3 separate regions of the Mus musculus genome follow, and all the other regions are linked to region 1. Evidence: chromatin loops called from intact Hi-C (ENCODE). Cell type or tissue: heart. All regions are shown on one strand.

The links. A loop is a pair of places that touch in the nucleus more often than their neighbours do. Peaks named below come from ENCODE experiments on the same cell type or tissue, not always from the same donor. Only the 100,000 strongest peaks of a DNase experiment are listed, where the experiment ranks them.
Region 2: a loop joins it to region 1, with 6 times the contacts of the local background. A loop is called at or near these places in 14 of 42 quality-filtered maps.
Region 3: it touches region 1 in a loop (2.8-fold over the local background); 2 of 42 quality-filtered maps call a loop at or near these places.

Annotation. Positions count from the first base shown.
Region 1 is chr11:84,175,795-84,183,794 of GRCm38, reverse strand. It overlaps a transcript of Acaca not described here. Among named protein-coding and RNA genes, the nearest start is that of Gm11437, 12 kb to the right of the region's middle. In heart, CTCF peaks have their summits at 3,758 (motif pointing left) and 4,390; DNase peaks (open chromatin) are centred at 3,614 and 4,214; H3K4me3 peaks cover 2,728 bases; H3K27ac peaks cover 2,328 bases.
Region 2 is chr11:84,240,760-84,248,759 of GRCm38, reverse strand. It overlaps Acaca (acetyl-Coenzyme A carboxylase alpha), which reads right to left. Exons shown (of 54, transcript NM_133360.2): 10 at 5,312-5,482; 11 at 3,392-3,553; 12 at 2,903-3,066. Among named protein-coding and RNA genes, the nearest start is that of Acaca, 49 kb to the right of the region's middle. In heart, a CTCF peak has its summit at 4,973 (motif pointing right); no DNase peak of the experiment used is centred here.
Region 3 is chr11:83,781,702-83,789,701 of GRCm38, reverse strand. Heatr6 (HEAT repeat containing 6) reads right to left here. Exons shown (of 20, transcript NM_145432.3): 20 at 5,948-8,000. The coding sequence ends at 7,980. Among named protein-coding and RNA genes, the nearest start is that of Gm38934, 25 kb to the left of the region's middle. In heart, CTCF peaks have their summits at 1,761 (motif pointing right), 4,174 (motif pointing left) and 4,901 (motif pointing left); DNase peaks (open chromatin) are centred at 221 and 2,691; H3K27me3 peaks cover 860 bases.

The DNA.
Region 1 (8,000 bases):
GTAGTGTGATTAACGTCCCTTTCTGGGTTGGTCTTCTACTTTTTTTTTTTTTGAGATAGCATTCTTCTTATGTAGCCCTTGGCTCTCATGGAACCTGCTGTGTAGACCACACTGGCCTCAAACTCACGCAAGTCCTCCTGTTTCTGCCCCCTGAGTTTGGAGATTACAGGCCAGGCCTATACCACACCCAACAAAATCCCTTATTGTGAAACTTTTTACCTGTGTCCTTAACCATCCTAAAACCAGATGGCGTAATGGCAACTTAAATAAGTAACAAATTGGTAAGAGAACTCAATCATTAGAATACACTTGGCGAAGACTAACTGGCTAAACTTGTAAAACCTTTGCCAGGTCAAATGCATTCTTGCAAGTAAGTGCAGCATCCTTGTAACGCTACTGCCAAGCTTTCTGTCTCTATCATGTCAAATGAACCATTGCATTCAAGGAAAGCTGAGAATGATTACAAATAGACAGACAGACATAAACTACTTAAATAGGAATCTGTTTTCAAAGTGGATGGATTGATGAGGACCACGTTTAAATGGGAGTCCCCTCAACAGTGATTAAGATTTACTTTTCAGCCAATAAGGCTCCAGTGTTTATTCATAAGCCTTCTGATTTTAAATGTATGGAAATATGCTTGATGTGTGGCTTCTACAGTTATTAATCTTTAAGAACATGTGAAGGGTCACATGAGATAGCTCACCTAGCAAACAGACTTCCAAGTTCAAGCACAGGAACTTGAGTTCAATGTACAGGGAAATGAGAGAACTCCCTAGAATTGCCTTCTGACCTTACCCTGATCCCTCCTGTACCCATACATATAGAAGACGTTTCTTAAATGTTAGGGAATACTAGGCGGTGGTAGCACAGGCCTTTAGTCCCAGCACTCAGGGGTAAAGGCAGAAGATCTCTGAATTTGGGGCCAGCCTGGTCTACAGAGAGAGTTCTAGGACAGCTAGAGCTACATGGAGAAACCCTGTCACAAAACAAAACAAACAAAACAAAAAAAGTTAAAGAATGATAAAACAACTTTTTTTCTGAATTGCTTCAAAAAGTAACCCAGCCTTTCCCCAGTAAAAACATTAAATTTAAGTGTATTACTGCACGATTTTAATTGTTGGTTGCTCATCCAATAATTAAGATATTAGATACCTAAAAATTGAAAACAAAACAAAAACAAAAAGCAAGGCTTTGACATGCCAAAATTGTGTCATCTACAAATAGGGTCCTCTTCACAGAAAGGTACAGTGAGGCGGAGAATGCTAAGTTGGTAACGTACATGCTTAGCATGCACAAAGCCCTGGTTCAATCCCCAGCACTGCATTAAAAAAAAGATTTGAAGGCCAAGGAGACAGCTCAACACATAACAGCACTTTTTGCCAGGAACCCACATGATAGGAGAGACCCAACTCTCATAAATTGTCTTCTGACCTGGTGTAAGCTTGCACAAGAGCATACACACACACACACACACACACACACACACGTCAAAAACAAAACAAATATGGCGGCACACACCTGTAATCCCAGAAGGTAGCTCAGCTGGTAAAGGGGACTGTTGTGAGATGATGATCTCTGTTCATTCCCCAAGGCTCACATGATATAAGAGTAAACAGATAGGAGACTGTCTTCTGATCTCCACATGGCAGGCATGCTTACATTCCCCACAAAAAATAAATAGAGAAAAGTTTTTTGGTTTCTTTTTTTAAAGGGGTAAGTGCTTATGGAGTCTTGACAACCTGAGTTCAAACCTGAAGACCCATTCCTAAAGGTTGTCCTCAGACCTCCACACATGCACCTGAGCACCTGCATGACCACACATACACACACACACACACCACACACACACACACACACACACACACACACACAACCAAATAAATATAAAACAAAAAAAGGAAAAGGGTAAAGAAAAAGCTGGGTGTGTTAGGGCACCCTTTAATCCCAACACTTGGAAGGCAGAGGCAGACAGATCTGAGTTCAAGGCCAGCCTGGTCTACAAAGAAAGTTCCAGGACAGCCAGGGCTATACACTACTTGAGGAACAACCATATCTCAGGAGGGAAGGGAGGCGGTATGTCAGCACAGGCCTACAAACAATCCTTATACTTGAGACACTGAGACAAGAGAATTCCAAGTTCAAGGCTACACATATGAAGTCCCTTCAAATAAAAACAAAACACTGGCTTTAGACCAGTTAAACCAGTCTGTGTGACAGGTAAAAATTTCCTACTTATTAGCTGAAAAGTGCTCTACACCTGAACTCATTCACAGCACTTTAGAGTTCTCCAAGGCTAGCTTTCACAATGACAGATCTTTGATAATACTTAGTCATGGTCTGATGTAAAAATTCATTATTTCCCAACTTTCCCTTCCATTTTGAAAACGACTTAATCTTTTCTTTGATGTATTTCTATCCTCTGGCAAATCACAAGCAAAACCTCTATAACATTAATAAGCGCTGGCAGCTCCAGAATTCAGTATTTTACTGTTGACATCTTTCAAACCCACAAGTCTTGCTAATTATCATGGGGGTCACATCAATACTTCTGTTAAGGCTTAAATAGTATTTAGAAATAAACTGAAGCCAAAGAAGTGGGAAGAAACTTGCTACTTTGCAGCTAGCAAGCACCTACTACCTACACTGCTTTTTAGAAAAATCCTGTTAGACAACAACGCTTTTCCAACAAGTGCTTGTCAAATGAACACACACACACACACACACAAAAATCCCAAGACAGATGTCAAGGGCATCCCCATTCACCAAGCAACAGACAAATTAGGGTTCTCCTATCCGCTAACAGAGAGGAAACTAAACTATGTAACCAAGGAAAGCATAGTTCCCAGCCTGAACTGTAGAGTTAGAGGGAAAAATGAAACAGAAAAGTCAAGAGAGAACAACGTCTGAGAGTGAAGGCCAGGTTATTAGATTTATTCTGCACGTTGGGAAGTTTCTGAAACAATTTATGTAGACATGGAATCAGGAAATCCTAGAGCCTTTTGTCTTAAATCTCCTAACAAAACCATCTAAAATTATTTCCTCTGATTAGTTATACTCCTGTATGCTTCTGTAAAAACCCACAAGGCCTACATGAAGCCCCTGATTTTTAAAGCTTATTGGAAATGTCCACTTGCCGGATACACATATCCAAACTATATACATATCGGCCCAGATGAGGGCAGAATCTCCACTCACATTTTCCTCTGAACTCTAGCTTCCTATCACCTTCTTAAGTCTTATCTCCAATAGCTGCCCTAAATTAGCAAGGCGAACGCCAAAGGGAGAGTTAAGAACTAGTGAGCACGCTTTTACTACTTACGTCCCTCATAGAAACCCTCAAATCCTGCGAGCAGGAACTGGCAAAGGGACAGCCCGCCTGGCCCGGGCTCTCCCCGCGATACAAAGGCACAGTGAGTACCACAGCAGCCCGCGCCTCTGCGCCCCACACCTCTCTCCGCAAGAGAGGACCGAGACTTTCCGTGCAACCAGACCCAACCCTCAACACCCGCCTCCCACGTGGTCTTCTCCCTCTCGGAGCCCAGGAACCGACGCAAAGAATCAGACCCGCAAGTAGGCAGCAAGCACCGGGCAGACTCACTGATTCCTCCCTAAGGGCCCTGGGCGGTACTCCTCCCAGGTTCCGGGGTCTCGGCCCGCAAGCAGCCTGACCCCAGAGCCCTCCACGCGGAGCTCGAGCGAGGGGGCTTGGAGGCCGCGGAGCTGAGGAGAGGACTCGGCTGTCCGGCCCGGGGTCTGCATTGGATGGAGCCCCACCGCGTGCCGGTGGAGGCTGGGAGGCCGCCCCCTGCCGGCTGCCCCTCCGCGGCCCGGGCCGCTCCGGGTTGCGCTGCGGCCCTCGCCTCACCTCAGGCTGGCGGCACGCAGGGACCGACGGTCGCTGAGACCCTGCGCCGAGATGTGCTGGGCGGGAGGCGACGCCGGCGGCTCGGCGATGGCTGACAGGCGCTCAGCAGGCCGGCCCGGCACCGGGGCCGAGGAGGGCGGGGCTTCGGTGGACTGCCCCGCCCCCGGCCCGCCCCCGCCCGGCCGCCCACCTCAGCCGCCCAGCCCCATTAGGTCCGCGCGCGTCCGGGGTTACTCCAGGCCGTTCACCTCCGACCCCGCTCCGGGCAGCCGCGCGGTCTGGGCGCCAGTGGGAGGGGGCGAGGCGCGGGCTCGGGCCCGCGTCAGCCAATGGGCGCGCGGCGCGGGGCGGGGCGACGTGAGGCGATGCCGATGGTCCGAGTGCGGCTCTGCCATTCGGGGCCGAGCGGTGCGAGGGCGGGCGGGTCTGGGACGTGGTGGGTTCCCCTTCTGTCTGGGCGGGTTTGGGGCCGGCCCAACGGCTCCACCTCCCGGCAGAGAGCGGAGTGGAAGCTATGGTTCCGCTCGAAACTCCCCTCAAGGACCTGCTGGCGAGTAGCGCGGGAAAGGAACCCAGGGGAGCCAAGAGGTGCGATCGGCGACGTGCTGGCCCTGGATGAACAGAACCATTGCTAATCCTGACGCTCTAATGAGGTCCATGTCCTGCCTGTCCACTGCCTTCAGAGTAGTGGAGGCTAGCCTATGCAACCAGCCCCTTTGCTTAGCTCCCCAGCTTACCTCAAAAGGAGCTGAAGATGCTGGATCGCGGAGTATTTCTAAAGAGAAGTGTTAGTAAATAAAGTTTGGTGGTAAGGAAGGTACAAAGGACAGCAGTCTCATGCCTGCCCTCCACAGTGCGTGTCAGGGAGTCCTGACTTCTTAGATTGTTTTACATCCTTTACTGGGGTTGCTCCAAGCCTTTTGAGGTGAATGAAGTCAACAAATTTCTCTAGTTTTATCACTTCACATACTTTCATGGCAGTATGTATTGAAGATTAATGGTGATTGGAAGACTTCCCAACACAATGCAATCATTGATCTTAGGTGCCGAGACGCTGAGAGGAAATCCATTCGACAAGAATGGGGTGAATTCTAAACTATTGCAAGAATTCAGAGGAGCACCCAGAGTTCTTTTCCCAATCCCACACAAGCCTGTGATGGAGGCCAGGAAAGGTGCAGAAGAGGGCACTGTGGCCAGAAGAGTAGTTCAGTGCCAGAGGGCAAAAGTGAAAAGGATGGAAAGGCACACCCCAGGAAACGAATTCTTGGATGGAAGCTAAGACAGGAAGATATTAAGATTGGTCAACAGGAACAATGGGATCCCTTATTGCCATAAGGTGGCAGCTCCTCCAGGAATTTACCCACTCACTTTTGAAGTTATAAGGATTAGAAACAAATTGGGGAATTCACAGATTTTACAAAACAGTGACCTATATTTTAACAGTAACTGTGTCAATGGGATAAATGTCAGTTGAACAAAGGAAATTCAAAGCTTTAAAAAAAAAAAGAAAAGAAAAGAAAATTGAGCAAGACTTTCTGGTTTAACAAGACGTTCCACTTACTGACTAAGAATAATCTGGGAAGCTTTGCCTCTCCATAGTAGTGCTCTCTGAAGCTGGCATGAAGAAGTGACCAAGTAAAAAGAATTAAAAATCTTGAAGTCGCCTCTAATTCTTTCACCTTTTAAAGTCTCTTTCCCGAGGATTCTTAACGGTGTTGCTGTTTGTCGGCTTTAGGAATGTCACAATAATGGGCTTACCCTCAAAAACTCAGGGATTGTGGGGTGTAACCATTTGCCTCACATGTGTAAGACCCTGGGTTCCACCCTCAAGTGAGGTATTCAAATAGACCAGCTCTTGGCTGTGAGTTGGCTCAGCAGGTTAAGGAGTTTGCAACCAAGCCTGAGGACCTAAGTACTATCCCAGCCCACACGGGAGAAGGAAAAAACTGAACAAAGTTCACATGTACACTAGGATATGAAAATATCAACATATACACAAAACATTGTCAAAAAAAAAGTAAAACAAACTACTCAAGGTAAGGACTAATGAAAGAGCTACAATAGTGTACTTACACGGCAGAGGCAGGTGAGTTGGGCCTTCAAGATTTTGTACCTTGCCTGGCCTTGGGAGACTGAAGAAAGACACAAAACAACAAAAAGCTACAGGAGGAGAAACCAAGAATGAGTTAGGATAGCCCAAGACCACTCACAAAGAATCTGCTATCAAATGCTTAGACACCGGAGCAGAGAAATGGCAAAGGGCTGTAAGACAGTAAGTAACTTCTGGAACTGGAACCACTCCTGAGTGTTGTGCTGTTTGGGACAGGCCAAGACCTGCCCATTCTACTGTAGGCTTTGTAGAGCAGGTCTCCATGAGTCCTTGCCACACAAGCTGTGTGTCTGTAAGAGGTGGAGGAATAGAGCCAAACAAAGGGTGGAGAAAACATACTATACAAGGCTAGCAGGTAGAAGAGAAAGGGGGCAAGTGTGCATTCTAGAAGCTGGAACTAGAAGTCTTTTCTGGACTGAATTATATCCCCAAAACCCAATGCTGAAGTCCTATTCTACAGTACCTCAAGATGTGTGGGGGAGCAGGGATAGAGATAGGGTCTTTAAAGATATTATTAAATTAAAACATGATCATTTAGGGTAGATTCTAGTAAAATATAACTGGTGCAATTAAACAAATGGATATTAAGGAACAGATAGACAGAGATCCTTTGAAGACAGAGAAGACAGTAATTGATAAGTCTAGAAGAAAATTTTCAGAAGGTAATTAACACTGTTGACATTTTGATTATGGACTTCTAGTCTCCAAAAAAATGTGAAGAATTCTATATTGTTTCTGTAGTGTCATATTTTGTTGTAACAGCCCTAAAAGAATACAAGGCCTACACGAGAGAGATGGCTCAATAGCATTGACCATCTTCCAAAAGACCGGGGATCAAATCCCAGTACACACGTGAGTGACTCACACAGTCTAATTCCAGTTCCAGGGGACACTAGGTCCTCTAGACACTGAATGTATCCAGTTCTGACACCCTCTTCTAGCCTCTTCAGGTACCAGGCATGCATGTGGTACATAACAAACATGCACTCATACACATAAAAAGAAATATTAAAAAAAAAAAAGATTGTGTAAAGAGGAAGCCAGCTCTTCCTGTAAGTGGCCTGAGGTGATCTATAAAAATGGCTTACAACTCTCTTGACCCAGAAAACCCTACAAAAGCATGCAAATCAAGAGGCTTAAATCATTGTGTTCACTTTAAGAAGGTGAAACTGCCCAGGCCATTGAGGACACATATTCAAAAAGCCACCAAATACCTGAAACATGTCACTTTAAAGAAGCAATGTGTACCCTTCCAGCTGTTTAATGGTAGAGTTGGTAGGTCATCCAGACCAAACAGTGGGAAAGGACAAAGAGTGTAGGTCAAAAGGAATGCTGAATTTTTGCTACACATGCTTAAGAATGCAGAGACTATGAAATTAAGGGTTTAGATGTAGGTCCTCTAGACACTCAACATACCCAGGTGAGCCAAGCGTCTACAAAGAAGCAACAAATTTACAGAGCTCATGGCCAGATTACCCCACATGTGACTCCCCTGCCACACTGCAATGAGCCTCACTGAGAAGGAACAAATTATTCCCCAGAAGAAGCTGAAGAGACAAAACTTATGACACAGGAGTAAATTTAGCATGAATAAATAAAAGTTTATTTTAAGAAAAGGAAACTGAGCACAGTACATGCCTGTAATCTAAGCACACTGGAGGCTGAAGCAGGAGGATCAGGCATCCAAGACAATCCTTGGTTATATAGCAACTTTGAGGCTAGCTCGACTACATGAAGCAAAACTAGACTCCAAAACAAAACTATTAAAAATAAAGTTATGGGGCTGGAGAGATGGCTCAGCGGTTAAGAGCACTGACTGCTCTTCCAGGGGACCTAAGTTCAATTCCCAGCAACCACATAGTGGCTCACAACCATCTGTAACGGAATCTGATGTCCTCTTCTGGTGGGTCTAAAGACAGCTACAGTGAACTCACATAACTCACATAAAATTAACTAATTAATTAATTAAAAAGAAGTTGTATAGAGGTGTAAGGAATTGATACTAAGCATCCTGACTACCTT
Region 2 (8,000 bases), 65 kb before region 1:
TATCTATTGAGTGTGGTAAATTTATGAGCGACTAGAGAAAAGGAAGAATGAAGCAAACAGACCAAAAGGAAAAATAGGTACTTTGTTTAGAAAACAGTGCAGCAGGAATTACAGAGACAAAATTTGGAGCTGTGACGAAAGGATGGACCATCTAGTGATTGCCATATGCAGGGATCCATCCCATAATCAGCTTCCAAATGCTGACACCATTGCATACACTAGCAAGATTTTGCTGAAAGGACCCAGATATAGCTGTCTCTTGTGAGACTATGCCAGGGCCTAGCAAACACAGAAGTGGATGATCACAGTCAGCTATTGGATGGGTCACACGGCCCCCAATGGAGGAGCTAGAGAAATTACCCAAGGAGCTAAAGGGAACTGCAACCCTATAGGTGGAACAACATTATGAACTAACCAGTACCCCGGAGCTCTTAACTCTAGCTGCAAATGTATCAAAAGATGGCCTAGTCGAAAGGGGGAGTGGGTGGGTAGGGGATTGGGGGGGGTGGGTATGGGGGACTTTTGGGATAGCATTGAAAATGTAAACGAGGAAAATACCTAATTAAAAAAAGAAAACAGTGCAGCTAAAAAGAGGGCTCGCAGACAGGGAGAGAGGCAAATCTGCCGATAGAAAGGGAATATATAAACTATATGCTTATTGTTCAGGGGATATAGTAGAAACAACATATTCATGTATGGTATTTATATTATGAGAAATGATGTTGGATGTGTAGGCTAAGACTATTAGAGAGGAAGATCTAACAGCCAATGATAGAGTACAGATTAGATGCCACGAAGAAAGCTCTGAGCTGAAAGAAGAATTTCTGGTACAGTATCAGGAAGCATCTATTGCAGAGACTATTTCAATATGATAAAAGGTGACCTAATTTCTTTTCTTCTATAGAGAAATATACAAGCAGACCAAAAGAAAGTAGTGAGAATTCTGACCAAGGCTTTGGACATATCCTGTAGAATAAATACAATGGCCTGCTTAATCAAGACTGAAACAAAAATGCCAATAGAGGCCAGCCTGGAAACACAAATGAGACAGGGAAAGTGAAGGGGGACTGTCTAAACTACTCAACTCATGTCCAGTTAAATGAAGCAGCCACATGAAACTTCCACAAGCTGGCTAAACAGGTTAAGGCACCTGCTGCCAAGCCTAATTATCAAAGTTCAATTCTCAGAATCCACACAGTGGAAAAACTGACTCCTGCAGGCTGTAAACACACACACATACAACCACACACACACCCACACACACCCCACATCAGATTATTAAAGCAATATAACGCACTGAGAGGCAACTTTATACATTTTTTTCTGATAGCACTATTATAATTTTGAACATTTTCACACACAGTCTTGAATAGATGTAAAGAAGTATAACATACAAAACACAGGAATAAGCAGACCTCATCACTTTTGGAAACATTGTTACAAGCTTAAGAACTGGACTGGAGAAATGGCCCAGCAGTTAAAAACACTAGCAGCTCTCCAAAGAACCAGGGTTCAGTTGTCAGCACCTACATGGTAGCTCACAACAATTTATATCTCCAGTTCCAGCGGATCTGACCCCCTCTTCTGCCCTCTGCAGACACCACCATGCATGTGGCTCAAATAAATATATGCAGGGAAATTATTCATACAGCTAAAATTAAAAAAAAAATCCTAACAGCAATAACAACAACAAAATCTCTTAAGACTATTAAAAAATACTAAGGGAATACACATTCTGTGTACAGTTCAAAGGTGAAAGGAATACTATTAAATCAGGGGCTAGGCAACACACCATTAAAGCTTTAACTGAAACAGAAAGAGAAGTTTGGAAGTAGCTTAGTAGCAAGTATGCATAAAATCCTGTGTTCAATCTCTAGCACCACAAAGAAAAACAGAAAGGAAGGAAGAGGCAGGAGAGAGAAAAGGAAGTAGGGAGGGAAGGGGAGAGGGAAAGCCAGGAAGGAAGACAGAGAGAGGCAGAGGAACTAATTTTGAATCTATGACAGATATTTTAAAACATATACTAATAAAAATTACTTCCCACCAATTTTTATGCAAGCAAAACTACTGACTATTTGATGCATATAATTAACAGAATATTAATATTTAATCTGCCATTTATATTTATATAAACTGTTCCATGGTTTAATATAATTATTCTCTTTTCATAAATCAAGTAAGATTTTATTATTTTAAATGTCAGGACACCATGGTGATGGTGGTCAGTATCACTGAATATCTGAAAATGCTAGATTATCCCCAGAAATAAAAAATGGTAAGACCTTGGTTACACAAGGCATGTGCATATCAAAGCAGCATGTAGTATATATACCCTTAAATACATACTCACAAGTATGTGTATGTATACATACACATACTTATATACCTTTGTACATACACATAGATTTTACCTGTCAAATTAGAAAATTTAATGCATGTGAGTTGCTCACAGCTATCTAGTGAAGCACTTTATACTATCTATAACTTATCTGATACCAAATTCATGGGCAAGAATCTACCTCTCCCCAGCAATATTACCATCACTGTAAAAACAAAAACAAGGGGAGTGGGGGGGAGGGTATGGGGGACTTTTGGGATAGCAATGGAAATGTAAATGAGGAAAATACCTAATAAAAATATAAAACTAAAACAAAACCAACATCAAAGCAAATAACTTCACTTTCAAAAACCAAAAAGCAAAAACCTTGCAAAGACTTAGAAACAAACAAATCTGCCAAGCAGTACAGAACACAGGATGAATTCAAGTACAAACTAAGATATATTTCTTCCAGCAAGTTCTCCACAGCAGCGCTTCCACAGCAGATGAAGAATGGCCAATGCCTTCACTGAGGATTAGCCCAATTTTATTAAACAAAATGCAGTGAAATGCTATCATACTCACGAGATTGCTTCCTCCCTGTTTTCTCCCCAGGAAAAGCAGTGCCCGAACTGAGAATCAGCAAATTCATGAAGTCCTCCAGCAGCAGCAACACTGAAATAACCCCAAACGTTCTTATTGCTACGAAAATTAAGTTCCTGAACTGTTCCAGAGCTGGGCTTAAACCCCTGTTAGAGGACGAAGAACAAAAGAGACTACATTTAGTGGCAGGGAAAAGAACATTGATACTTGATGTTCAGGCTCTAGGTTCATTAGGCACAGCTGACCCAAAACCATACAAGCCAAGGTCCAGAGCTATAGTTCACAAGGTCCAGAGCTACAAATCACGGATGCTTCCTGAGTGACTTTGAAATGAAATGGCCAGTGCAGCAACCATCATGTATCTGCTCTCCAAATCTTCTATAAATTTCCCTCTCAAAACCCGGTCCAAGACTTCAAAAGCATGTCCTCAGACACTTGTCTTAACATTAAGCCTTTTAAGTGAAGGGTTACCTCATCTGGGTTTTCACTGGTGATCCGAGCAGCAATCACGTGGCCCCTTGGGCAAGGAACATGAGCAGAATTTTCAAAATCAATGGGAGCATCTCCCCAAGGAGATACCCCATACATCATACGAATATCCTTGATCCTAAATAGAGGGATCCCCATGGCAATCTGAAAGATAATAAAACACATGTCACTTTCCACAGTCCCTGTCCTTAACAGAGGGGAGCTATCAAAATACCTGAGAGTCTTTGCATATTTTGGAATTACTACTAAAGCATTCTACTTTTGTAATCTGCATTCTACAACTATCTAAGTTATATAAAATAAAACACAATGCTAAGGGTTATTTGCTAGGATCATTCCCCTTTCCTAACATGTCCCCAAATTCATAATGCAACAGACATTTTCCTCTGCTATCATTTCTCCATGGGGGGATGAGAATAAAATTATCTAAAGAAAAAAAAAAAAAGTCAAGAAGTTCAGATAGGTAAAAACCCTTAACAACATTAGAGTTGTCTCTCATGATGTAAACCACTGGAAAGAGTAAATAAATCTCTAGACCCTTACTTGGGTGGCTACTCCTACAAAAGGAGGACAAGAAAACTAACCAAGGAGGGATATGATCAACATGCATAAAAACAGCATAATGAAACCCTGTTTGTTCCGAGACAGGGTCTTACTACATAGTCCTGGCTGGCCTAGAACTTGCTATGCAGACTAGGCTGACCTTAAACTCACAGACATCTGTCTGTCTCTGTCTCTTGAGTGCTGGAATTAAAGGCATGTGCCAATACTCCTGGAAAAGCCTGTTATTTTATAAAATTAATATGCTCTAATAAGAGCTTGTGAAACAGTTCAACAAAGTCACTCACTGCCAAGGCAATGACCTGAATTTAATCTCCAGACTCCATGGTGAAAGGAAAGAACCAACTCCCAAAAGTTGTCCTCTACCTTCCAAACACATGCTATAGTATGCGCACCCATATACATAAATAAATGTTAAAAAAAAAAGTAAAGAAACCCACAAAACTCTTTTTAGTGGGAACCTGCAAGCTGTTTTTAGTATATGCCAAAACTAGGTCACATAAGATTATCAGCTAGGTATTTTGTCATGTGCTCACAGTCCAAGCTGCTCAGACGCCTGAGATAAGAAGACTGCTTGAGATTAGGTGATTAATTTCCATACTAAATTCAGCATCAATATGGTCCCTCTAAAGAGCAGGGACCACCAGGTTCCCTAAGATGGACCAGCCCAAATTGGAAATAATGCAGATAAAATAATGTCAAATATTATCATTTGCTTCTACTATTTACCATACTATTTGTTTCCCAGGCTGGAAGAAGACGATAGAACAATAGCTACCACTTTATATATTATTTTTACAATGTGTACTACTCAGTTCACCTCATCTGGACTTGTTTCAATAAACAGACTAGAATCAGAAATGGGGGCTAATGCCAAAGTTATGGAGTTTACTGTAATTAAACAAAGCAAATTGTTCTTTAAATTTTTTATTAATTAAAAAAGTGTATGTATAAATGTTTTGCCTACATGTCTGTACAACATGTGCAGTGACTGAAGGAGCCAGCAGAGGGCATCAGATCTCCCACAACAGGAGTTACAAAAGGCTGTGCACCAAGTAGGCATTGGGAATCAATCTGGGACCTCTGGAAGAGCAGCCAATACTCTTAACAAAAGAGCCATCTTTCCAGCCCAAAAGCAGACTGATTTTAAAGTTTCTTCTCAAAACAGTTTATTGGCTGTGTTTATATGGAAGATACAGTACAACTGTTTAGTTTGAATAACATCAGAAAACTAACCCATACCACGTAGCCCGTATTTATGAGAAATAAAGGCTCTTGCTTATTTGTACTTTTCTTGAAATTCCCTAAGCTATAACTTGAATCCAGGTCAGGGTGACTCACCTGGAGCTGTGCTGCAGGAAGATTGACATCAGCCACCATCTCTGTACAAGGATGTTCAACCTGTAGCCGAGGGTTCAGTTCCAAAAAGTAGAAGCTTCCATCCTGGCTGTACAAGTATTCCACAGTCCCAGCACTCACATAACCAACCATTTTGGCAAGTTTCACTGCACACTTAAAGAAGATAAGAGACTATGAGTTTGCCACTTGTCCAGCCATTGCATCACTGTAACTACATACAGCTAGCTGTCAACTACTCAGTGCTTAGATAAGCCACCCAAAATTCTGACCCACATTCAAGAAAATCATACCCACTCTGATTACTATATAATGTCCTGAGATAACAAACTCTGTGATAAAGTGGGAGAAAAGAGTGTTTTCACATCAGATGACAAGCAGTCTCCCATTAGACCAGAGGGCACAGAGGCAAAACAAAGATGGGAGTAAATTCTTCACTGACTCCTAGTTTCCAGGATTCCCAATATGTTCATGTTCTTAGAAACACTGTTACCAGCTAGAGATTGGGTTTCTAATCTCTTATGTAGCTAGTGACTAATCTCTTATAGGGACCATGTCTTCACCAACAGGATTCAAGCACTGGCAAGTGAGATGTATAACAAATCAGATTTCAACCATGCAGATGAGAGCATGTAGTTAAGAATGGCAAATCAAAATAGGCTCACTGAATTTCTTGGATCTTCTTATTATATATAGCAATTTAATATGTATCCTAACCAGAATGGTCATTTGGAACTGCAGATGGAATGATGCTATTTTGAAAATTAAAATCTGTTATGCTAGTTTAACAATAAGGTAAAGGTGAACAAGGAAACATATGGCAGATGGGAAAGCTGGGGGGTGAGCTCCTTGTTACAAAAGGACACATTTAATAGATTATTTCCTACAAAATGAAGTGCTTGCTCCATATTAACTAACTATAAAAAAAATGTTAAGGACTATGGCTGTAGATTAGTGGACAGAGTGCTTGCCTACCATGCCCAAGGCTCTGGGTTCGATCTCTACCGCCACACAAACCAGGTGTGGTGACACATACCTTGAAAGAGGTGAAGGTGAGGCAGGAGGATCAGAGTTCAAAACTATCCTCAGCTACATACAGAGTTTGAGTGCAGCCTAAGATACATAAAAACTCTTCATCTAAAAGAAATTACTACATCTGATTATTCCAACTTGAAACTGAGTATAAGTAAACAGTCCAGAAGGTTACTAAATAATTGAGAGAATTACATTTCTGAACACAAGGCTACAAGCCTGGCCTTCAAAATATGTGACTAAAGTCTTAAGTAACAGTTATATTTCTAATCCCTCATCAGTGGGAATCAGGCTATAAAACTTCCCCCAAAGGAGGCAGTCTGAAAACCCATGTTACAGAAACGAAATCGGGAAGAACTTGGCCCAGTATCAACTCAGGTGTCTTATAGGGCAGTGGCAAAGGAGCTGACTTCCTATGAGCAGCCAAGTCTAACTGAGAAAGTACTCGCCTATGGACCAGGGAGAGCACAACTCCTTCCTACACAGAGCTGTTAGTGTCTGTGGGACAATGATTCCAAACAGGAATTCTGATTTCATTCTATCATTGCAGAAAAGGTATACAACTAGGAAGAGACAAAGAAAGACTCTTTCTTTCAAATCACTGGACCATGAACAAAAAGGAACGTACCTCATGTACAAATTTTCATGAACCTAGAGACCCTTAGCCGGGCAGTAGTGGCGCACGCCTTTAATCCCAGCACTCGGGAGGCAGAGGCAGAGGCAAGTGGATTTCTGAGTTCAAGGCCAGCCTGGTCTACAGAGTGAGCTCCAGAACAGCCAGGGGTACACAGAGAAACCCTGTCTCAACACCCCCCCCCCAAAAAAGGACCTAGAGACCCTTGATCTGAGATTGTGTATCTTGCAGCACTAGGTGACTGTGGTGACTTCAGTCTGCTTTTCTTACAGAATTACACATGTATTCTCAGCCTGAACTAGCAAACAAGAAATAGATAGCAAGAACAGACTGAGGCACAGGTTACTCCAACACTTCTATTCATCTTTTGAGGGAAGAGTTTCTCAAATTTCAGCTGGCACATGGCCATCCAACTAGTGACTCTAACTCCTAACAATTGTTGTTCTGAGTTATGATGAAATTGTGTGTAGAGGAATGTGAGAAGTGTCTGTGTGACTTATGTACCATGTAATTATTTGCCTGACTTCTAAATACCCATCCACCCTGGCTAAAATGGAACACAATCTTGCAGGATGCTTCGTCATCAGAATTCTGATGCCACACAATATCAAAGGTTAGCAAACCTTTTTGGTGACTGACCAAAGTAGTTATTTTCAACTTTGTGGACTATAGTCTCTGTCATTGCTATTCAGATATTTCACTGTTGCAATAACACAGTCAAATATAAAATATAAGTTATACAGCATAGTTGTGGTTCACTAAAATTTTATTTACAAAATAAATCAGCAGGATTTGTTCTATGAGCTGTAGTTTGCTAAACCCTACTTAGGAGGAGGAAGAACAATAAACCAAGGTCTGGTACAAGCCTATATCTGAACTAGAATGAAAGAGATCATTAGAAAGTTACACCTCACTTAAACTACTGTATTTGAGGAATTCCTATTATAGCAGGTGAAGAGTAAAAATAAGAAATAGAAAATATTTCTAAGACAGAATATAGTTTAATTT
Region 3 (8,000 bases), 390 kb after region 1:
CAAAACTGATATTAACAAGCTCTATGCTTTAAGAAATAGCCCTGCCCCAAATCCCTGTAATTTACTCCCCATCCAAGCTCCATTCAAGCAGCAAGCAGCTGTGTCATCTGCTCTGCTTCCCAGCCCCACTTGAACCTGCGCTGCCTTCAATGCTAGCTAGCATAAGCTTCACTTAGACGCTTCAGGGAGCCAGCATCGGGCATTGACAGGAAGGCGCATGCGTCCCGACCGTGATCTGAGCATGTTACTCAGAAGTTTCGTAATCTGTGAGTCACAAAACAGGAAGGATAACATTTGCCTCACTGTTAAGTATTGTTCTCAGATGACACGATGCTAGCGAAACTGCCTCATGTATAGAAGATACTCAGGAAATGCATCAAGAATCGATGAGCCCCTCCCAGATGACTGGGGCTCGCGTTCCCTTGTCTCCAGCCCCTTACCACTCCCCTTTTCTATACTCTTGCCTTGCCATGCTTGTGAGGCAGGGCCAAAAGCTCAAGAGATTCTTCTGGTACCTTCTCTGGCACCTTACATACCGTTCTTGTTCAAAGCATTAAGCGTAACCAAGGGTGTTGCTTTTTTTTTTTTTTTTCTTTACATTCATTCCAGGGTGGAAGGTTGTCTCACTGCACGAGAGACATGTTATCCTACAGGTGTCACGACCACCCCCAAATCCAGCCTTTCAGACCAGAGCTCCCTGAACCCATGCCCCCTACAAGCTAAGGCTCAGAGAAGAGCGATGCTTCTCCACTTTGGGCTTCTTAGCCCTCCAGGGCACATTTTCCAAAGCATGAGATATGTTGGGTTGTCATAGTTAGGGGGATTCTTCCTGGCGTCTGGTTAAGTAAGGGGTTTGAGATGTTGACAAACATCCCACAGTGCACCTACAAGGAACCAGCCTGCCCGAGGAATTAACAGTGCCATGGTTGAAAACCTTGACTTAGAGGGGCCCTTCCATAAGGTCAGGGCAAAGCTCTGCTCACAGCCCTCCCCACCCATGGTTCCTAAACCCCTCCTCTTTATGGTGGGGGGACAAGGCCAGGAAGGCCCCACATCCCAGTTACCACGCTCAGCCTCCTCCTGTTTCCACCTGCTGTTCTGCTCTGTTACCTCCTGCCCCTCTAAGATAGCCTGTGTGTCCTACGTGCCACCTGCTGTACAGCTCTGTGGTCACCCCAAGGGTCACCCCCGCCTGCCTCTGCTCAAAGGTTGTCTTCCCAGGGAGAACTTCCTTCACACCTCGTGCCAAACTATAATCTGCCCAGAGCTTTCTGTCCGGCCATGATCTGTTTTTCCTTGCCTCTGGCCCCCGAGACCCCAGGTCACTGACGGTATTAGCTTACCGTCCTGATCAAGTGTGATATCTGCAGGACTTTTTTTTTCCTTGTTCCCTGATATTTTCTTCTGCTTGATTCTTTTTCTTTTCTTTTCTTTTTCTTTTTTATTTTTGAGACAGGGTTTCTCTGTGTAGCCCTGGCTGTCCTGAAACTCACTCTGTAGACCAGGCTGGCTTTGAACTCAGAAATCTGCCTGTCTTTGTCTCCTAAGTGCTGGAATTAAAGGCATGCACCACCACTGCCCTGCACTTGCCTGATTTTTATATATTATATCTTATATATTTGATAAATTCTCCAGATATCTTCTCCAGTGAATGGATGAATGAATAAATGAATGAAAATCCTACTGTTCCAGAGCTGTTCCGTTCTTATGAAGTCAAGCTGACCTGACACTTGTGTCATGTGAGTGCAGTTGCCCTCATAGACCAGAAGAGAGCGCTGGATCCCCTGGAGTGACAGGTGGCTGTGAGCCATTGGACGTGGGTCCTGGGAACCCAACTCAGGTACTTTCCCTTATTATCCCCAACACCTGTTCAGGCAAACACTTAAATGTTATTCTGAGCATCTCATGTAAATGAAAACCTACAGTATACGTGGCTGTCTTCTTTGACTTAGCATAGCATTTAATGGCTCACCCACGATATGGAGTATATTGATATTTCACCTTTTCTACAGCCCAATATTATTCCACCGAGTAGACACACATCATGCCGTTCTCTGGTCGCCAGCAGAGCCGCCGTTGCTAGTTAGGGGCTATCCCGAATGCTGCAGCTGTGGGCACTGCTGTACTTGGTCACATCATTTGTTTGGGGTGTCACCTGGAGTTGCTGAGTCATGTGGTGACTGTGTGGAAATTTTGGAGGGACTGCCTGCTGCGCTTTCTTCCTGGCTTTGTGGATTCACACCCAGCATTGTCTTTCCTCGAGTTATGCCGAGCTTCTTCGGTCCATGCTACCTGACCTCCTCTGCATGGCATACCTGGGAGGCTCCTGTGCCTCCTGAGGGGCACCCTCTATGGCCAACACCTCAGTCACAAGGAAGGGAGTTTCAATATCCCAGGGCTCAGGTTACACGGGCAGCAACTACAATGAAGCCTCGAGTGAGAACCCTCAGCTCCTCCCTTCTGTTCGTGCTCCATCTGCTACCTGAGTGCTCCCTAAAGCAAATCTATTTTGCTTTAGGGATACCTACAAGTCTAGTAAGCCTACCGACACTGCCCATGACCTCTCTATGGGCTCACCATGCTGAGCGTCACAAGCTAACCCACCAGAGGCCATCCGCTTGGCTAAACCTCCCTGCCTTGGGTTAGGCCACTCCCTCCTCAAATGTGATTTCCTCCCTTTCCTAGTCAGGAAGAACAGCCTGACTGGCTTTCCTCTTGTGCTGGCCTGGGTCCAGCCCTCACCACCCTCATCTGGGAGTGCCTCTTGGCTTGAACTGGCTTAGCGTTCACCTTTGAATCTGAGTGATAGCCATGTGTGGAATTTCAAATGTGGTAAAAGCAAAAATAAAGTCCCAAGCTTGGAAAGAGCGTTCTTTATATGTTAATTTCCCCCACATCTGGGTTTCACATATGTACAGTAGCAAAGCCATGTAGGAGACAGTATAAGATAGAGAAGCCTCCAAGACCTGAATTCCATTCCCGCTGTCCCCTTGGTGAGCTTGGTCATGAGGGCTACCATCTCCCCTCCGAGGCCTCGGTGCTCGTCGATACGAGGGGGTGTTGTATTCCTTTCCAATTCACTCAACAGACTCTTGCCAGGACCTGTTCAGGCGAGGAAAGGCCAACAAGACAGGAAGTGACTTATATCCAGCAGGGAGGGCCACAGATAAGCAGGCAGGTGACCATAAAAGAGTGGTAAAGCGTGTTCTGAAAGATGGGGCTAGCAAGGAGAGTACGTTTTCCCTCCATCGGGAGTTTTCAAGCCAGTACTGAGCATCCAGTGGTAACTACCCCAGCAAATGGGGCCAAGCAGAAAAGGGTCCAGGAAGAAAAGCCTGCAACCTAGGAACAAGGGACATCCCGGAGACGGAAGGATGGTGTGAATACCACGGACAATCGCTGAAGCTCTTAGGGCTTCCCTTCCATGTCAACCTCAGTTCATGTGCTGAGAGATCCAAATGCCTACTGAAGAGTTACGTGCTGGGTGTGGACCTGTGATCCCAATACTGTGGAGGCTAAGGCAGGACGGTTGAGAACGGAACTCCAGCCCGTGCATTTGGTGACAGCTCATCTCAAAACAAAACCTACCCCCTAAAAACAAACAAAAAACAAGAGACACAAATAATGGAGCTAGAGAGGAGGCTCAGCAGTTAAGAGCATTTGCTGTTCTTACAGAGAACCTGGGCTTGGTTTCCAGCACCCACATCAGATAGGTCCCAATGCTCTCCCCAGTTTCAGGGGATCCAAGACCCTCTTCTGGCCTCGGGTATCTGCACACATGTGCACACACAAGCAGGCAGATATATACTGATTTTCCAGGACAAAGACTACATCAGGGGTTCATAAATTCTCCAGAAGGTTCTGCAACACACTAACCAACCCTTGTGGCGTGTTCTGAAGTCTGAGACGTCGCTGTAAGTAGAAACAGTAATACAACTATTATAAAACTCCCAAAGGCAACACACCTCAGACCACTCAACTCAGAATCTGTGAACTGCCATAAGTCATTGAAGTTGTCCCAGGTGACTTCAACGTTAAGCCTGCTCCTCACCCTTGTTTCTAATGAGAACTGGATACCCACCCCCACCCGACTCCACTCCACCCTACTCATGTCCAGTCTAAATGACTTTGTGATCTCTGTCTCCACCTGCTGGCCATTATACCAAACTGCAGGAGTTCAACTGTGCTATCTGTAGATCCAAGACCTTGCAACTTTTTAAAAAAGTTTGCTAAATGGATAAAAAAAAGAATCAATGAGATGAAAATATTAAGTAGTTAGAGCATGTAAAAATAATATTTTGCTGGAGAGATGGCTCAGTGGGTAAAAGCACTGACTGCTCTTTCAAAGGTCCCAAGTTCAAATCCAAGCAACCACATGGTGGCTCACAACCATCCATATGAGATCTGACACCCTCTTCTGGTGTGTCCGAGGACAGCTACAGTGTACGTACATATAGCAATAAGCAAATCTTTTTTTTTTTTTTTTTTAAAAATCATATCCTTTCCTATGACGAGGTTGTCTAAGAGTCTTACATACATTAGGATAAAGCGTGTGAGAGCCTGGGGAGTATTTGCAAAGTAAAACACAGCCAGTATTACCTACTGCTGTTAACTAAGCATAAGTTATAACCCCTGTTTTGTACCAGTGATTCATTGTCAAGGAATTGTTTTAACTTAGTCAAGTCAAAGTATATTTAGTCCTATTTTCCTGATGTTGACTATGGGTACTTAGTGGTGAGGGTTAGTGGGAAATACAGGCCTTTAGGCAGGAAGAGATAGCTTAGTGGTTAAAAGCACTTGTTGCTCTTACAGAGGACCCAAGTTTAGTCCATACAAAGCAGCTTGCAACCCCTTGTAACTTCTGCTCCAGGGGGAAGAAATCTGATGCCCTCTTCTGGCCTCTACAGGTACGGCAAAACTGGTCACAGGCATAGATAGGCCGAACACCCACACACATAAAAAGTAAAATGGAAAAAAAAAATCTAATTTGGTGGTGGAGAGATAGCTCAGTGAATAAGAACACTTCCTATGGGATCTTGAGGACCTGAGTTCAGCTCCCCAGCACCCACATAAAACAGCTGGGTACGCCCGGCGGTGGTGGCACACGCCTTTAATCCCGGCACTTGGGAGGCAGAGGCAGGCGGATTTCTGAGTTCGAGGCCAGCCTGGTCTACAAAGTGAGTTCCAGGACAGCCAGGGCTACACAGAGAAACCCTGACTCGAAAAACCAAACCAAACCAAAACAGCTGGGTATGATCACGGGCATGTAACCCCAGTACTACTCGGAGTGGAGAAAGGATAGTTCACTGGGGCTTGCTGGCAGCCAGCCAAGCTCCAGGTTCAGCAACTGACTCAGTCTCAAAGGAATAATGCAGCAAGTGAGAGAAGAACAGTGGATGCCCTTCTCTGAACGAACTCTGCAGGCACACACCCACGGATGCAGATACACACACATGCACACAGACAGACACACTTGCACACACACATACACACAGGCACACATTCATGGATGCACAGATACCACACACATGCACACAGACAGACACACATACACACACATGCATGCATACCAAGGCACACACACACAGATGCACAGCTACCACACACCCACACATGTGCACACACATACACACACCCACAGATGCACAGCTCCCACACACACGCACACAGACAATGTTCACACACACATACACACTGTCGAGTTTAGTGCCATGAACAGGATTCTGACTCCAACGCCTTTCCGCTGTTTTTTATATCATAGCGAATCTACAGCTGTAGCCCTGCTGACCGGGCAGCCTGAGAAAAGCAAGGCCCAGAATGCCTCAGTGAGAATCTGTCCCTCAAGTCAGAAGCGGGGACCAGGACACCTATAGTATCTAGAGGTGTTTCTGTATATTCCCCTTTAGGTGAACCCTGACATCCATATCAGAGACCCAGAAACCAACGGTTACAAAGAAATGCCAGGTTTTATTCAAGGTAAGCAAAGGACAGGAGCAGATCGGCAAATGAACCATCAGATCCGGTTTTGCAAGTATTTTCACCAAGATACAAACTGGCGAAAATTCAAAGAACCAGAGCCTGTCAGATCCTCTGGCCTAGGGAAGTGTGTGAAAGAAGCCGTAGCTGAGGATGCAGAGGAGGGTGTGGAAGCCATGCAGGGTCAGGGCAGGGTCAGCTCGATGCCTGGGCCCTCCATTTCAGAATCACCCTGAAGGAATGCAAGCTCACACAATGTTCTGTGTGGACCCCTCACTGTGTAGGCGGACCCCTTTGGACAGGCGAGCCCTCTACCATTGGAACATGAAGACTTTAGTCAGTGTGAGTGCGTGTTCACCAGTCACTGTCTACACAGCAGTTTCTGAACCACCATGATAGAAAAGAAAAAAAAAAAAAAAAAGAAGAAGGAAATTAGGGGCAAAGGGGAAAACCTGAAGATCTATGCATGCCTTTAACTGTGTACTGTGTACTTCAAGTGACAATTTTGGTTTCTGTTGTATTTCTCGTGTGTGCGTGTGTGTGTGTGTCTGAGGTGGTTGTCAGGATTCAGTCTCCATTGTTCTCCATCTTATATTCGCTGAGGCAGGGTCTCTCAACTGAACCCAGAGCGTGCTATATTTGCTCATACAGTGCCCATCTGGCTTTTTGGCAGCTTCTGGTGATTCAAATTACAGTTCTCAGGCTTGCACAAGTACCTTTCCCACTGTGCTATCTCCCCAGTGTCTGCTGGGCATTTGTTTGAGATAGACTCTCCTTATGTAGCTCAGGTTTGCCTGGAACTACACAGCAAAGGAGAGACTTACAAACTCCTGGCCCTCGTGCCTTGACTCCTCAGAGCAGGGATTTCAGGTGTGGACTGCCACGCCTAGCATTACTTCAGTTTTCTGAGACTGGGTTTTGCTATATTACCCATTGCTCGCTCTTCTATCTCGGCCTACAGGGTACTGGGATAACAGAAATGTTAACCATGCCTAGCTTAAATCTCACAATTAAACAAATATCACTAGAACCAATCTTTGCATCTTTTAATTTATCCCACAGCAAATATAAGTGTGAAGTACTTTCTTTCTTATATAACCCTACACTTTGGATGGAAATAACTTTATTAAATTGATTGTGGTCAAAAGTACAAAATCTAAATGTAAACAACTGATTGGCCAGAAATTACTTTAACAAGTGTTTGACATTAATAACCATTTAAGTTACATGAATAACCCAAAATACACAAATTAAAAGGTGGCTGGCCAAACAGCATATTTAATGTACGGGACCATGTCATCCTAAATGTCATTTGTAAATTTAGACAAAAGTTGGTGCTGCTGTGGCGCAGGATCCTGGACTGTGGGGAGGGGAGGAGCCCTGGGGTGCACGCAGGTGCAGGCGAGCAGCTGCACATTCATCAAGGGGGGCTCTTGCAGGGGTCTGCAGCTGCTGCAGCTGTGCCAGCAGACACTGCATGAGACCTTTGCTCCGATTGGTGCTGGGCTTTTTTTTTTTCTTTTTCGAGACAGGGTTTCTCTGTATAGCCCTGGCTGTCCTGGAACTCACTTTGTAGACTAGGCTGGCCTCGAACTCAGAAATCTACCTGCCTCTACCTCCCAAATGCTGGGATTAAAGGAGTGCGCCACTGCGCCTGGCGGTGCTAGGCTTTTTAAAAAACACTCTTGAAAACACAATTCTAATAAGATTCTAATTTCTAAATTTATTTATTTTTTCTTTCTGAGACTAAAAGACCTCCAGTTGTTTGGGCCCAGGCTACATAGATCCTGATTCCTTGTTTCTTGGTTGTCTGGGTTAGAATGGCCAGTAATGGAACCACTCTCCAAAGTGGCGAAGCCCTTTGAGAAAAAGTTAAATAGCCACTAACCCGTTCTAAATAAACGCTGCCGGATGCTCCTGCCCTAGAATGAAACTCCATGTATCAAATGCACAGGCTTGGTGTCTGATTGCCACTCGTGACCTGTGAGGGGAGGGTGGGAAAGTCACTGATCTGAGGGCCCACG